Linked DNA regions of Mus musculus: region 1 is linked to region 2. The links are chromatin contacts, found by Hi-C or POLR2A ChIA-PET in ENCODE. All regions are on one chromosome and are shown on one strand. Each heading gives the region's core, a stretch centred on a gene start or an enhancer-like site at or near the end of the contact. The rest is flanking DNA. Distances are from core to core; before and after follow the strand shown.

Region 1 (6,428 bases), core at 2,685-5,184, 36 kb after region 2:
AGATTTCAAATTCCAACACAAATACCATCATATTCAGCCCTAGCTCTATGACTAGAGTGTGGCCATCTTATGAATCAATAATTAGAAACAGGTAGCACCAACACAGCTCGTAGGAGGCAGCCCCTCTGCTTGTCAGATCGCAGCCTCCAGACATAGACGCAAAGCTCCTTTCTGTAAACTCTGGAGGTGAGCTATTGCCCAAGGATAGTGATACACGATTGATTGTATGTGGAACATAGGCAACTCTGGGAGCAGGGGAAGCCTAGAGGACCACTCCTGCATTTCTGTTCCAGGAAACTTCCAGAGAACCAGCAAAGGGGCGTCTGGTTCCCCCGAGTTCTCCTATAACATCCAACAGGAAAAAGGTGGCGATTTCAACATAAAGCGAGTTCCTGACAAGTCTTTGGGACCCCCCGCTGCTTATACTCAATCTCCTTTGAGAGCACCCGTGGGACAACACGTGGACTTCCTTAGAATTTCAATCTGTTCCCAACAGTCAGGAACACTCAGTCTTCTCACATCACACTTTGTCCACCTTGCTCATCTCTGTCCTATTAGGAGAGATGGCGGTTTCGTGGCTTAGGTGTGAAGAAAACTGAGGACCTTTCCAGTGTACCTCACGCTTTTTTTTTCTTCATAACAAAAGAAAATAAAAAGAGACATTAGTGTGTCGAGTACAAACCCCATGTTTTCTAATTTTCTTTTTCTTTGCCTCTGTTACCTACTGAGACATCTTGTTAGTCTGCGAATTCCTAAATTCTTCATTTACACAACCCAAGCAAAATGAGTCTCCCGTGCCCTAGCTTTCCCTCCCAGCCCCCAGCTGCCATGTTCTTCTCGGGGTAGAAAGGCATCTTTCGCCTTTCCTGCTTCTCCAGCAGCACACAACAGGCCCTGCCAGAGCTGAGTCTCCATTACGTGGTCTCTGCTAAGTGTGCTCTCTCCAGCCTATCTGGCCATCTGTTTCCTGGACTCTAAGTTCTGTGCATTTGCCCCTGTCCTCGGTCCTTTAGGTGCCCTGTCAGAGGGAAACTTCACAACCACCGAGCCGATCATTCAGGGAGTGTGGAGGGAAGGTCGCCTTTCAGTGCTCTGCTGCGGACACCTGATCTCTACAGAGGCCGCCCATTTCTTCTGGCACCACAGCAGGGATGAACGCTGCAACTTCTGGTCTTGGTTTCCCACTATTAATACTTCTCACTTCCCTTTTGTTCCTACAGGTTTTACCTCACTCTTCCCTTCCTTTCCTGATCCCCACTCTCCAGCCAGGGCCCTGGCATTGTTTGCATCTTTCTGGGGACTGTTTAGTTCCCACATGCTTACCAAAGCACATATTTCTTTCTTTAGCCAAGTTGCACCTCTCCTTTCCCTGACCCTTCTGCCTCTCCCTCCTGAGTTATGGGACCACAGGGATGCCTGATTTAACTTAGAAATTCAATGCGGCATCTCCCCAATGTCAAGCCCTCTTATACACAAATCCAGATACCTGTTCGCAAACTGCTTCTCTCTTGGAGAGGTGCAGTAAATGCTTGGTGACGCTATTGGCTGAGCGCTCGCACCCAATCTCCTCCTTTCCTTTCTAGATGAGCTGCGCGACATGCTAAGCCCACACTATGCCAGACAGAATCCGAGAACTTGCCAGTTAATCCTGATCTCCTGGGTGTTTTCAGTGTACCTATGTGTGCTTTTGTCCAGTCAACAAAGTCATCACTCAAAAGAAAAAAAAAAAAAAAACCCAAGCAAAGAGGTGTTTGTTTTTCAACAGCGAAGCTCTGTGGGTCTATAATAAAGCCCATACTTTAAACACTGTGTGTTCTTTCTCATCGACTGAAATTCACATGGGTTCCTCACTTCATCACAGAATACCACAGCGGAAAGGAAGCTCAGTTCCCACGTCAGCATCTTTTGTTTAGGAACAAGGAAGTTTTAGGGAAGGAGATGTGACTCATCCACAGACACTCAGCGGGCTGACAGCAGAGCCAGAACCAGAACCTGGAGACCAATGTTCCCCCTGCCTCCCTAGAGACCCTGGCACTGATTTACCCCTTCTGGTGTTCAGAGAAAACAAACCTAAAAATAAGCAGCTGGCCCAGCGTGAAAGCGTTCTGAGAGTAGAAATGACTGAGACTTCAAAGCATCTTCCGTAGGAGTTCACCTATCCATTAAGTGGGGATATGGACAGGTGACCCAGGGGAAGGAATGCAGCAGAGCAGGAACTGACTGTCAATGGCTAGGGAACAGTGAGGAAGACAGCATCCATGCTCTTATGAGGTATGGTGAATGCTGGAGGCACAAACAGGCACTGGCCAAGCTGTGGTCCCAGCCCCCTGGCAAGTTCCCACTGATCTACCAACTCACAAGTGCATCCAAAGCTTGCTGAATCTAGGACCACATCTTTCTCCATACACACATACACATTGTACCTCCTACCTTCCGGCCTTTGACTAGCAAGTACAATCTGCTGTATCTATGGGAAAACTCCCTAATACTTAAACTACACACACACACACACACACACACACACACACACACACACACACTCACTCACTCACACACTCACACACACTCACTCACACACACTCATACACACTCATACACACATTCACACACAAACACACACACACACACACACATTCACACATAAGCACATAAGCACACACGCACACTCACACACACACTCTCACACACAAACACACACACTCACACACACACTCACTCACACACTCATACACACTCATATACACATTCACACACAAACACACACTCACACACACACTCACTCACACACACACACACACTCATACACACATTCACTCACACTTACACACACTCACATACACAAACACACACACACACACAATATGCTACTTTGAATCACCTTTCTCCTCCTATGCTTATTATGTCTTCCCATCTTGAACTTCCAGGATAGACTGTTGTCTCTCTTTTGCATTATAATTACATGAGAACAGGGCTGGTTCCCCAGTCAATATCATAAACTCTTCTAGGTCTGCTCAGATTTTTTTTTTAACCTTTTCTTTCCCTCAACAAGTATTTACTGAGCACATTCCATAGATTAGGTCATGACCCTTGACCGCTGGGCCTTAATGCCCTACAGGGACACAGGCCTGCAAAAGGGCAAATGCATGAGAGCTTGCTCCCAGGGTCAGGCTCAGAGCTCTTCATCCAGTTGTGCAGGGTTCGGGGAAGTAGCCAGAGAAGGCTGCCTAGGAAATGTAGCATCTAGGAAGCCATGAAGGACAAACTAGGAGCATGTGCACACACAGTAGCTGGAGAAACTTTAGAAGAGGCTGCCTTGATATCTAAAAGAGCATCTCACTAGGGAGTCTTCCAAGCCCAGGGGAAGGACTTTCCCGAGAGGCAGAGGAAGCCTGCAGTGATGTCCAAGCCTTTTGGCTCCCGGGTCACTTAATACACTGCTGGACACCAGATATTCAGAAGGATCACAACGTCTTGGACTGCATTCTCACCTAACATTCCGTTTACTGGTCAGATGTGCAACCAAGTTCCTCGTCCCAACAGAAGGACAAACAGAACGTGGGGCTCATCAAGAAGAGTGGCTGGCAAGTTTCTTGACACTGGAATGCATTTACCCAGACAAGTGACACAGCCTGAGGTCACATCCTGACAGGGCTACTAGAACAGTTGATGAAGTAAGTCCTTCTCGTCCTTAGCTTGCCTGTCAGCCAAACAGATCTCAAGAAGAGGGAGGGAGTCCTTTATAAAGGACCCATCCCCAGAGCTGTCCTGCTGAAGTGAGCGGCTGAGAAGGCTTGTGTATGCAGCTACCCTTCCAGACACCCCCAGTTCTCAAACGCAGCTAACCAGACCATGGCCTCTACATATCCATGGGGAAATGGCTTGTGCCAGGAAAGGAGGAGGAAGGGAGGGGACAGGAAGTGATACACCTGCTGTCCAGAGACTCACCAGGAAAGGAAAGCTAACCCTCAACAAACCTGGCCTTTCAATCAGCACAGTCTCTGGTACTGCCAGCTCCTCCTACCCTTGGCAGGAAGCAGGAAGCATGTACCTTGAACCTCACTGGTGCTTCGGTACTGGGCTGTGCGCACTTCCTGTACACGCTGAATCCTGGAACAGGACTGAAGTGATGACTCACACCTGGCAATCAGGAGGGCTCCTGATTTAGGCTGATCTGTGAACCGCGCCTCTGTCAGACATTTCTTCCTTTTCAACCGGCAACTCCACTACCTCTTCCGGTGAACTATTTTTTCCCTCTCAATGTGATGGACACTTTGGTTTAGAGTACACCTGTCCCAGAGCCCTGCACTGGGAGAGAGAGCAACTACATACAGTAGTCAGAGCAGGAATCCCCGTCTAATGGACACTGAACATATGCCAAGTACCGTACTGACATCCACTGTTCTATTGATCAGCACAGTGGCCCTTCCAGGGAGGGGTGTACTGTTTGTTTTCACCCCTACTTTACATATGAGTGGTTAGGGCCTGTGGGGGGGTTGGGGGGGAAATGTTCAGTGCTTGCTAACTTTATGTAGTCTAAACCCAATTCCACATAAATTACTACACACTTGATTACCCTCAGTGATCTCTACTCCACACCAAACACACAGGCCTGTGGAGGTCCAGCGTGCCTCTGTGCTCATGTTACTGGCCAGGTGACACAACTGTGTCAGCCACTGTCACTGGGTATGGGCTCCCTAAGAAAGGGATTTAACAACCTCTGGTCCATAGACCAGTAATAGCAGCTCCTTGAACCATTCATCAAAAAACCAACAGAGCTACAAGAGGAAACAGGAGCAACCGCCTGAGAGAGGAGCACAGCCCAGGGAGGCACTGTATATAACAGATGACAGCCAACTGGGAGATGGCTTCAGAAAAAAACACTCGATTCTATTGAGGTTCTATAATGTCCCTGGTCCTAGAAGCAGTTTTAGATCACCCAAGATGGCGGTTCTATCTTCCCTTACAAAGTGTTTGTAATTAACACCTGCCCGCATTATTTCAAGGAATTTCCTGGACCATGCTACAAGGGAAGTTATCTTTTCAGGAAACTGAGTCTCTGAGAGGGTGAACAATTCCCATCACAGCACTCAGCTGGAGTTGGTACTCAAATCTGGTTACTATGGAAAAGTTGCCCAAAGTCTTTGAATTTCTGGATACTAAATTACATAAACAAAACCGGATAATGATCTGTCTAGTTATCAAATTAATGTCCCTTCAAAATACGCTAAGTCCACCTTAATTTATATGCTGAAATCTTTGTAGTTCACTTAGAGAGAAAAACTATAACTCAAAACCTAGGACACCAATTTAGTGACCTCAACCACACCAGAAGCCCCTGCATTTTGCCACCTCTGAAGACCCAAAATGTTTCAGCTCACTGTGAACGTGGCCCTTCAGTTCCACACAAACACGAGACAAGACGAACACCCAACAAAACTGAGCACCGTGAGTTATGGAAACAGTGCATCTCACAAGAAAAGCATACCACATGACACCAAAGCCTGGTGTTCTCAGCTGTGTTAGTCAAAGCAGACCAAGGACCCTCTCTAGGATGTCAATGGGGCACAAGGAAGGCTTTCCTGTTTGAGGGCTTCTGTACCAGTATAGCAGGTGTCAATGGAGGAATACTTTCAAATATCTCAAGATGCTAGAATGTTTCTCTGAACTATCCCCAGCCAACACCCTAGTCCACGGCCCCTCCATTCCCTCTTGGTCATTCATCTCTTTGCTTCCAAGGCAAGCAAACAGATCTCACAGGCACCAACTTGGCCTCAGTTAATGGACCAAGGGTAAGACGTCTGGTCTGGCCCACCATGCCAAGCAAGAGGCCAAGGCCCACCAGTCATGCTTCAGGCCTACCTGGCTCACACCACTCTGAGCAGCCTTCCTGTCAGCCTCGACAGCTCTGTGCAGCTCTGGTGGCCCAGTCTCCCAGGCTGGGAAAGGGCCACCCAGGGGCTTGCAGGACTGACTGTCCTCAGGAGTGTGGAACTCTGAGAGTCTCTGCTCAGAACTCAGGCACCTGACCACGTCTGAAGGTTTCAAGCAGCTCTTCTTAGAGATCTTGGGTCCACCAGGGTATCTCTCACCTGCCTCGCTCTCTGCTTTCCTGTCATATGGTCCATCTTCTCGCCAGGGCTGTCTCTTGCTCTGGCTGCTAAAGGCGTCACTAAGCTCTGAGATGACCCTATCAGAGTTCCCAGGTGGTGGCTGGGAGAAGCCATCTTGGCGAATGTGAATACCACCATCTCCATTGACGTGAAGAGGAGCCTGGACACTGGGTGCCAGTGAGTAGGCTTTGTGGGGTGGAGGCAGGGCCATCGGGGAGACCACTGGGCGCAGGGTGGAGTGATCTGACCAACTTGAATAGGGGAGGCTGAGAGGCAAGGAGGGACGGGCCCTTGCTGACAAGGCCAGGCGGTCCATGT
Region 2 (6,330 bases), core at 3,440-5,939:
GGGTTTAGTTCCCAGCATCCACATAACAGCTCACAACCACCTATAACTCCAGTTCCAGGAGATCCAACACCCTCTTCTGACCTTCACACATGCAAGGTACACATGGTGCACAAACATACTGGCAGATGTATACAATAAATAAAAAATAAAACCTTAAAATTAAAGAAATAATCAGAACTAATTTCTAAAAAGAAGATTAACCCAGTATCTTAGAGACTGGGGAAGGACGGCTCTAGCTTCCTCCTGAGGCCGTTCCGTGGAGTCATCTGCCTCCCCTCTCACAGCCTTGATCAACTGGATTGGCTGAGGCTTCGGAGGTGATTTACTGCACACAATGCAGGCATGCAGCTCAGGGCCTTTAATACACACTGGGCAGTTTTAGACTTGTCTTCCCTTTTATAACCTGAGATGAGCCCTGCTCTTCCAACCTTTATGATATGATGTGACTATCTACTTGAATGCGGAAACAACCCTCTTGGAAATCAGAAAAGACCTTCAGGTTACAGAGTAACCATTAGTAAGCATCCCCTTGGGGTTCTTGGGTAAAGGGCACAAGCACTTACTATAAAACCACAGGCTCTCAGCAAAGGGTTCCCCAGCACTCAAGGGGCACATAAGTGGCAGCTCCAACTGAGAGCACCCCCTTATCTTTGGCCCCACCTCTTCCTGTCTTTGGTCAGTTGCCTGAGAGAAAAACAGTCAACAAGGCACAGCAGCAAGCTATTTCAGCATGGGTGTGGATTCTCTGAAGGTTTCCCTTGAAAGCTACTAGAGGAAATAAGAAATTACAAGAGGAAGGGAAACTCTCACTCTCTCACTCTCTCTCTCTCTCTCTCTCTCTCTCTCTCTCTCTCTCTCTCTCACACACACACACACACATACACAAAGAGGCAAAGCATACACACACACTCACGTACACACACAAATGGAGGCAAAACACACACAAACACACATATACAAGAGGAGGCAAAACATACACATACATACACACTAACACACATATGCTGCAGAAAAATACTCCAGAAAACAGTTAAATATAAGTGGATGCAACACCAGGGAGTCAAAGAGAGGAGCCTTTAAATGAGATACCAGATAGAATAAACTACTTTATATCAATTTTCTAGTTAGAAATTTGGGCTGTGAGTCTTATATTTCTTACAGTAACATAGACAAAAGCACAAAGGAGTACTAGAAGCCACCATGCAATGCATATGAAATGCTCTGTGTAAGTCTGTTGTTAAAAAGGCAAAATTCAGCATCTAGTGTTTCGGGTGCCTATTTCATCAGTAAAACTATGAAGAAAAACACAGAGTAGTTAATTACTGGATGTCAGGACAGGACTACATCACCAAGCTTCTATATACCGTCATCATATATCCTGATCAGGGTGTGACTGTACAGGTGTTCATTTTATAATCAGTGAACACGCATCTAGAAAAAAACAAAAAACAAAAAACAAAAAACCAAGTATCTCCAATACACACAACTCTGGAGTTCTATTCTGTTTTAGCACTTTTACAAAAGCCTGGAGCCGATGCCAGAATAATTCATGCAAGAGGAAGCAAACATGGTTATTTAAGTAAGAGGCACTCCTCACTACCTGCCTAATTTTATGGCTTGCTTTGGTGTGGAGACTGAAAGTCTACTTACACAAAAGAAACATACTAGCAAACTGTACCTGTCCAGGATGATAAATGGAGCACACACCGGGCCGAAGGAGGGCAGAGCTCTTTACCAACGCTCACACCTCACCATTATTCACTGTTTACAGAGCACTCTACATTCTTCAACTGGTAGCCAAGGGCTGCTGTTACCCTACTGCTGTGATTAAAAAAAATATACACTCACTCTGGGTGCTCACCTTAGGTAGAGCTTGGATAAGAACTTGACTCCAGACAACACTAGCTCCTAGACACCCATGCTACAGTCATCTCTTTATGATAATCACTTTCTCATCCCTAAGGCATAAGGTGAAGGTAAATTATAGCCACTATCACAAGTGATAGTGAGTCACGGTGTTTCTGAGTCACTTTCAGTTTTCAATTAAAATGCTTGCCGAAGTCATAGTGAAGATTAGCTTCCCTCCAGAGCTGTATCCTCTCAGGTCTGAGGAGTTTGCACGGGCACAGATATCTGTTCATTCAACATGAGTATAAAGTGTAAAAAAAAAAATACGTTAATCAGGGGCTAGGGATGTAGCATTATTGGTAGACTGCTTGCCTTTCATACATGATGTCTGGGTTCAATCCTCAGGAGATGAGAGACAAGATCAGAAGATCAAAGTCAGCCTTGGCTATATATAGAGTTAAAAGCCATTTTGAGATACATGAGACTCTATGTAAGAGAGAAAAAGAAAGAAAGAAAGAAAGAAAGAAAGAAAGAAAGAAAGAAAGAAAGAAAGGAAAGAAGGAAAGGAAGGAGAGAAGGAAAGGAAGAAAGAAAGAAGGAAAGAAGGAAAGAAAGAAGGAAAGAAAGAGAGAGGGGGAAGGAGGGAGGGAGGAAGGAAGGAAGGAAGGAAGGAAGAAGTTAAAATTAATTAATTAAATTAAATTAATTAATTCAGGAAGATCCAAAGCAATGTGCTTTCTACTTCAGGCCAACTTCATTTCTACACCGTGCCGAGTGCATCACTGAGCTATACTCCCAGCTGGCATTAAGCCTTTTTAGAAGCAGCCAAAATGACAAGTCACGACTATCCTTTCAACAGATTGCCAATACAGCCTCCCCTGCTTAAAAAGAAAGTTTCTCAGAAGTGGGGAAGGTTGACAGGTTAATTATAGACACAAAGACGGAGAACAACTGGACTATGAGGTAACTAACTCTAAATGTGCAGAGGCTGTGCCCTCCATGGGCAAGCATGTGTAGTCTGCCTGCCAGGATACACTAGGCAGGCACAGTCGGGTGCAGTCCTGGGCCAGCCAGACTTAGGGTAAGAGGCCCATATTGATGAAGGCATAGCTCCCAGGCTTGAAAAGGTTGGTGGGAGGCTGAGAAAACAGCTCACATTTCCAATAACAAAGAAATTTCTGGAAGACAAGATGGGCATGTGGAAGACCCAAGTCTTAAAACTGGGCTGCCTGCTCATTTGGAGTCGGCTGGTCAAAGAGCCCCTTTCTAGGCCAGGCCCACCTGTAAGAAAGCCTGAGTGACAGCCACTGTGGTTGTCAGAAAAGCCAAGAGGTGGCTGGATGATTCCACAACTTCCACCTAAGTCCTTCAGCTGCTGGAGGCATAGCCATAAGTCAAAAGGACCCACTGGGATCTTTCACTTCCATTTCCATCCCAGAATCCCTCTGAGATTTAAAAAAAAAAAAAAAAAAAAAAAAAAGACACATTTACAAGACTGGAGGAGCAAGTTTAAGGTTAGCTTCAGCAGACAAGTGTACAAAAGAATGGAATGTGGTCCCTCTAGGTCAGGCATCCCTGAGGTTTTTCTATCTCCTTAATTAAAAGATATTTAGTAACACCCCCGGGGCCCAGCGGAGTCACGCGCGCGCGCGCGCGCGCGCACACACGCACACACACACACACACACCTATATGAAAGGACTAAAAATCTAAAGTATTGACTCTCAGTGGGACATATTCCTTGTGTTTGGCCCAAATCACATAGCCAAAGTGTGGACTTCCAAATACCGAGCCTGAGTCTAACAGGGGGTTGCATTTCAATTACGGGCCACGGGTCTAGCAGTCTGCGATTGAGCCACCCGCCCTCCCACAGATAAGACCCAACCAAGAAGTTTTCAATCATCACCACCACACACCGTTAGTGCGCTTCCCCAAAAGGAAATGGCCTTATCGCGAATAACCTGGAGGGCAGAAAGGTGATCTAACCACCTTAGACAGGGAGAGACTACGGAGGTTTATCTGGGGTTATTTCCCAACTCCAGTGTTTCCTGTGAAAGGCTTTACAGAACCGAGAGCCAGCCACGGGTCATATCCGAAGAGTGTAAAATTGTTGTTTCGGTTGTTAGCTGAACGAATCCCATTCGCCTTCCAGGGAACTTTTCTGTACTCCATTCACCTTCCAGGACTTTCTATTGCTTCCGATTAGCTCTCCCCAACTCTTTCACTGTGAAGAGCAAGGAGTGTTAACTCTTGGCGCACAGGGTCTGCGGAGCCCCAGGTCTCCACGCCCAGGCACAAAGCTTGTCTGCTTGCCGCGCCGCGCCACGCTTCCGGGGCGCAGAAAGAAAACTGTCTTTGGCCTTGACTCAGCGCGCACCGAGCCCGCTTGCCCCGGAGCGCGGCGGTTGGGACGGGGTGGCAGATGGCACAGAGCGCTCGGCGAATGGCGCACCTGGATGCGCCCCACCGCGATCCCCTCGGAGCTCCAGTCACCCCGACCTCCATAGGGACGCAGCGCGCCGCCACCCTACGAAACCACCCCGTTCCCACGCGCGTCCCAAGACGCTCTTACCCGGGAAATGGCGAGAGGTTGTTCGAAGTCCTTGCCGCCCACGAGGCGGAAACCCCAGGGACCCGGGCCCTGGAGAACAATCTGCTGGGTGGTCATCGCTAGGCACAATCGGAAGGGACAGACAGGCAAGGCACAGAACTGCACGGCGCGCGGGGCTCCCGGAGCAGCTGTCGGAGAAAGAGCGCGCGGCGGGAGTTGGGAGATCCTGGGACGGGCGGGGTCGCGAGCGAGGGCGGGGACAGATCCGCCCCGGCCGCGTCGCTGCAGCCCCGCCCGGCCCGCGCCTCCACTCCCAGCGGGCCCGCAGGACCTCGCCAGACTCTAATCCGGGAGTTAGGCTCTTCAACTCCGCCCAGCAGCCCCGAACCTCCGCCCGCACCTCCTCCCGCCCTACCCACAGCCTTCTTGCTGCTCCCAACCCGGCATGAAAGCTAGGTGAGACCTAAGCCTTGTCCCCACCTACAGCAGACCTTACAAACCCACGCGTTGTGCTTTGCAAAAAGTCGAAAAGGATTGAGCGAGGTCAGAGCGGTTTACACTTTTGGAAACCGCAGAGCCGTTTAAGAGGCGCTTTCAAGTGATCTCACCTGACGCAATTAGGCGCTTTATCTCTAGTCCCATTTTAGAGATAAAGTCATTGAGGCTGCCCGAGATTATAAAGCACCCCTAAGGCTACGCAACAACTCGGGGTTGCTACTGAATCATTTTCCAGGCTCCTTGGGCCACCCTGGAAGCTTTCCAATGCTAATGGGACTATAACGGTTGGGGGGGGGGGTAGTCAGGGGGTTATAATTAGGCTCTACGAAGTTCCTAGAAACCTTTCCTCCTGGCTGGAGTTGAAATTGAAGGTAGGTGAATTCTGACGTTCCCAACAATTCCATCATGAAGTCCGGGGTGGACCAATGCCGGGAAAGCGGTGAATGGAAATTCCAGGGTTCAAAGCTCCCTATCAGTTTCTTCTGTGAGCTGCCCCCAAAATAAGTTCTCAAAACAGATTAAACCACAACTCATGCTGTCCACTGATGCTTCTTCACCCTGAGTAAAAATCCAACCCTTTAAATGCCTCTAAGGCCACTCCAAGAACGACTTGAATCTGCTGTAATCTGTCTCCAACTTTGACCACACTGGCCTCCTACTCAGAGCTTTGCCATCACGTGTATCCTTCCCCCAGATAACTCAAGGGTTTCTTGCAGATACCATCTTCTGGTTAAGGCCATTTCTGAGAGCCATTTAAACATCCCCTCTAGACCCCCTTTAACTTCCACTGCCTTAATTCTCTGCCCATCCCTGTGTAGTCTATAGTTTACTTATTAGTTTGTCCTACCCACATTCCTAAGCGCTAGTTTCAAGACCTGACGGGTTTTTATCTTGCAAACAGCTCACTGCGGTGTTCCCCGCCTAGAATAATCTCATGATGGATGTAATACATTAGCCAACCTTAGGACCACTGACCCCCTCGTGGTTTTCCTGGTTCCCATTCATTCGGGAAGCTGGACACAGGTTGAATGGATTTGTGAAAAGTGCAGCTCCTCGCGACCCCCCGCGGTCCTGGCCAATCTTTTGCGGGTCTCTGCACAGATTTACATATGAAAGGATCATCTTGTCCCTCACCCAACACAAAGGCCTGTGACGGCCAATGAATTGCTCATTTTTAGAAATCAAGGTCATTCCTGTTTTCTAGAACTTTTAAAACCCCTTCTTGGGCTGGAGAGATGGCTCAGCGGGTAAGAGCACTGACTGCCTATTCCAAAGGTCACGAGTTCAAATCCCAGCAACCACATGGTGGCTCACAACCATCTGGAATGGGACCTGATGTGTGTCTGAAGAGAGCAATGGTGTACTCAGATACATCAAATAAATAAATAAATAAATAAATAAACCTTTTATAAAAAGGATTGGGGCCATAACTCA

The links. A loop is a pair of places that touch in the nucleus more often than their neighbours do. ChIA-PET counts read pairs that join two places held with the same protein, here RNA polymerase II (POLR2A).
Region 1: a map of heart shows a loop between it and region 2 (3-fold over the local background). The contact joins the enhancer-like site here to the promoter of Pdlim1 in region 2. A Hi-C loop is called at or near these places in 3 of 37 maps with a recorded cell type or tissue (all heart). POLR2A ChIA-PET finds 5 or more read pairs at or near these places in 1 of 5 experiments (embryonic stem cell).

What each region holds. Positions count from the first base shown.
Region 1 is chr19:40,303,722-40,310,149 of GRCm38, forward strand. All of the region lies in intron 26 of Sorbs1 (sorbin and SH3 domain containing 1), which reads right to left. It overlaps A930028N01Rik (a long non-coding RNA gene), which reads left to right. Exons shown (of 2, transcript XR_386702.4): 2 at 1-2,065. Among named protein-coding and RNA genes, the nearest start is that of A930028N01Rik, 10 kb to the left of the region's middle. Within about 2 kb of position 3,935, at least 1 of the 3 ENCODE cell types and tissues checked has a DNase peak (open chromatin) inside an H3K27ac peak, as active enhancers do; it is heart, where a contact is called at or near this core.
Region 2 is chr19:40,266,927-40,273,256 of GRCm38, forward strand. It overlaps Pdlim1 (PDZ and LIM domain 1 (elfin)), which reads right to left and starts at 4,690. Exons shown (of 7, transcript NM_016861.4): 1 at 4,420-4,690. The coding sequence starts at 4,515. Gm41845 (a long non-coding RNA gene) reads left to right here and starts at 4,640. Exons shown (of 3, transcript XR_877853.2): 1 at 4,640-4,854.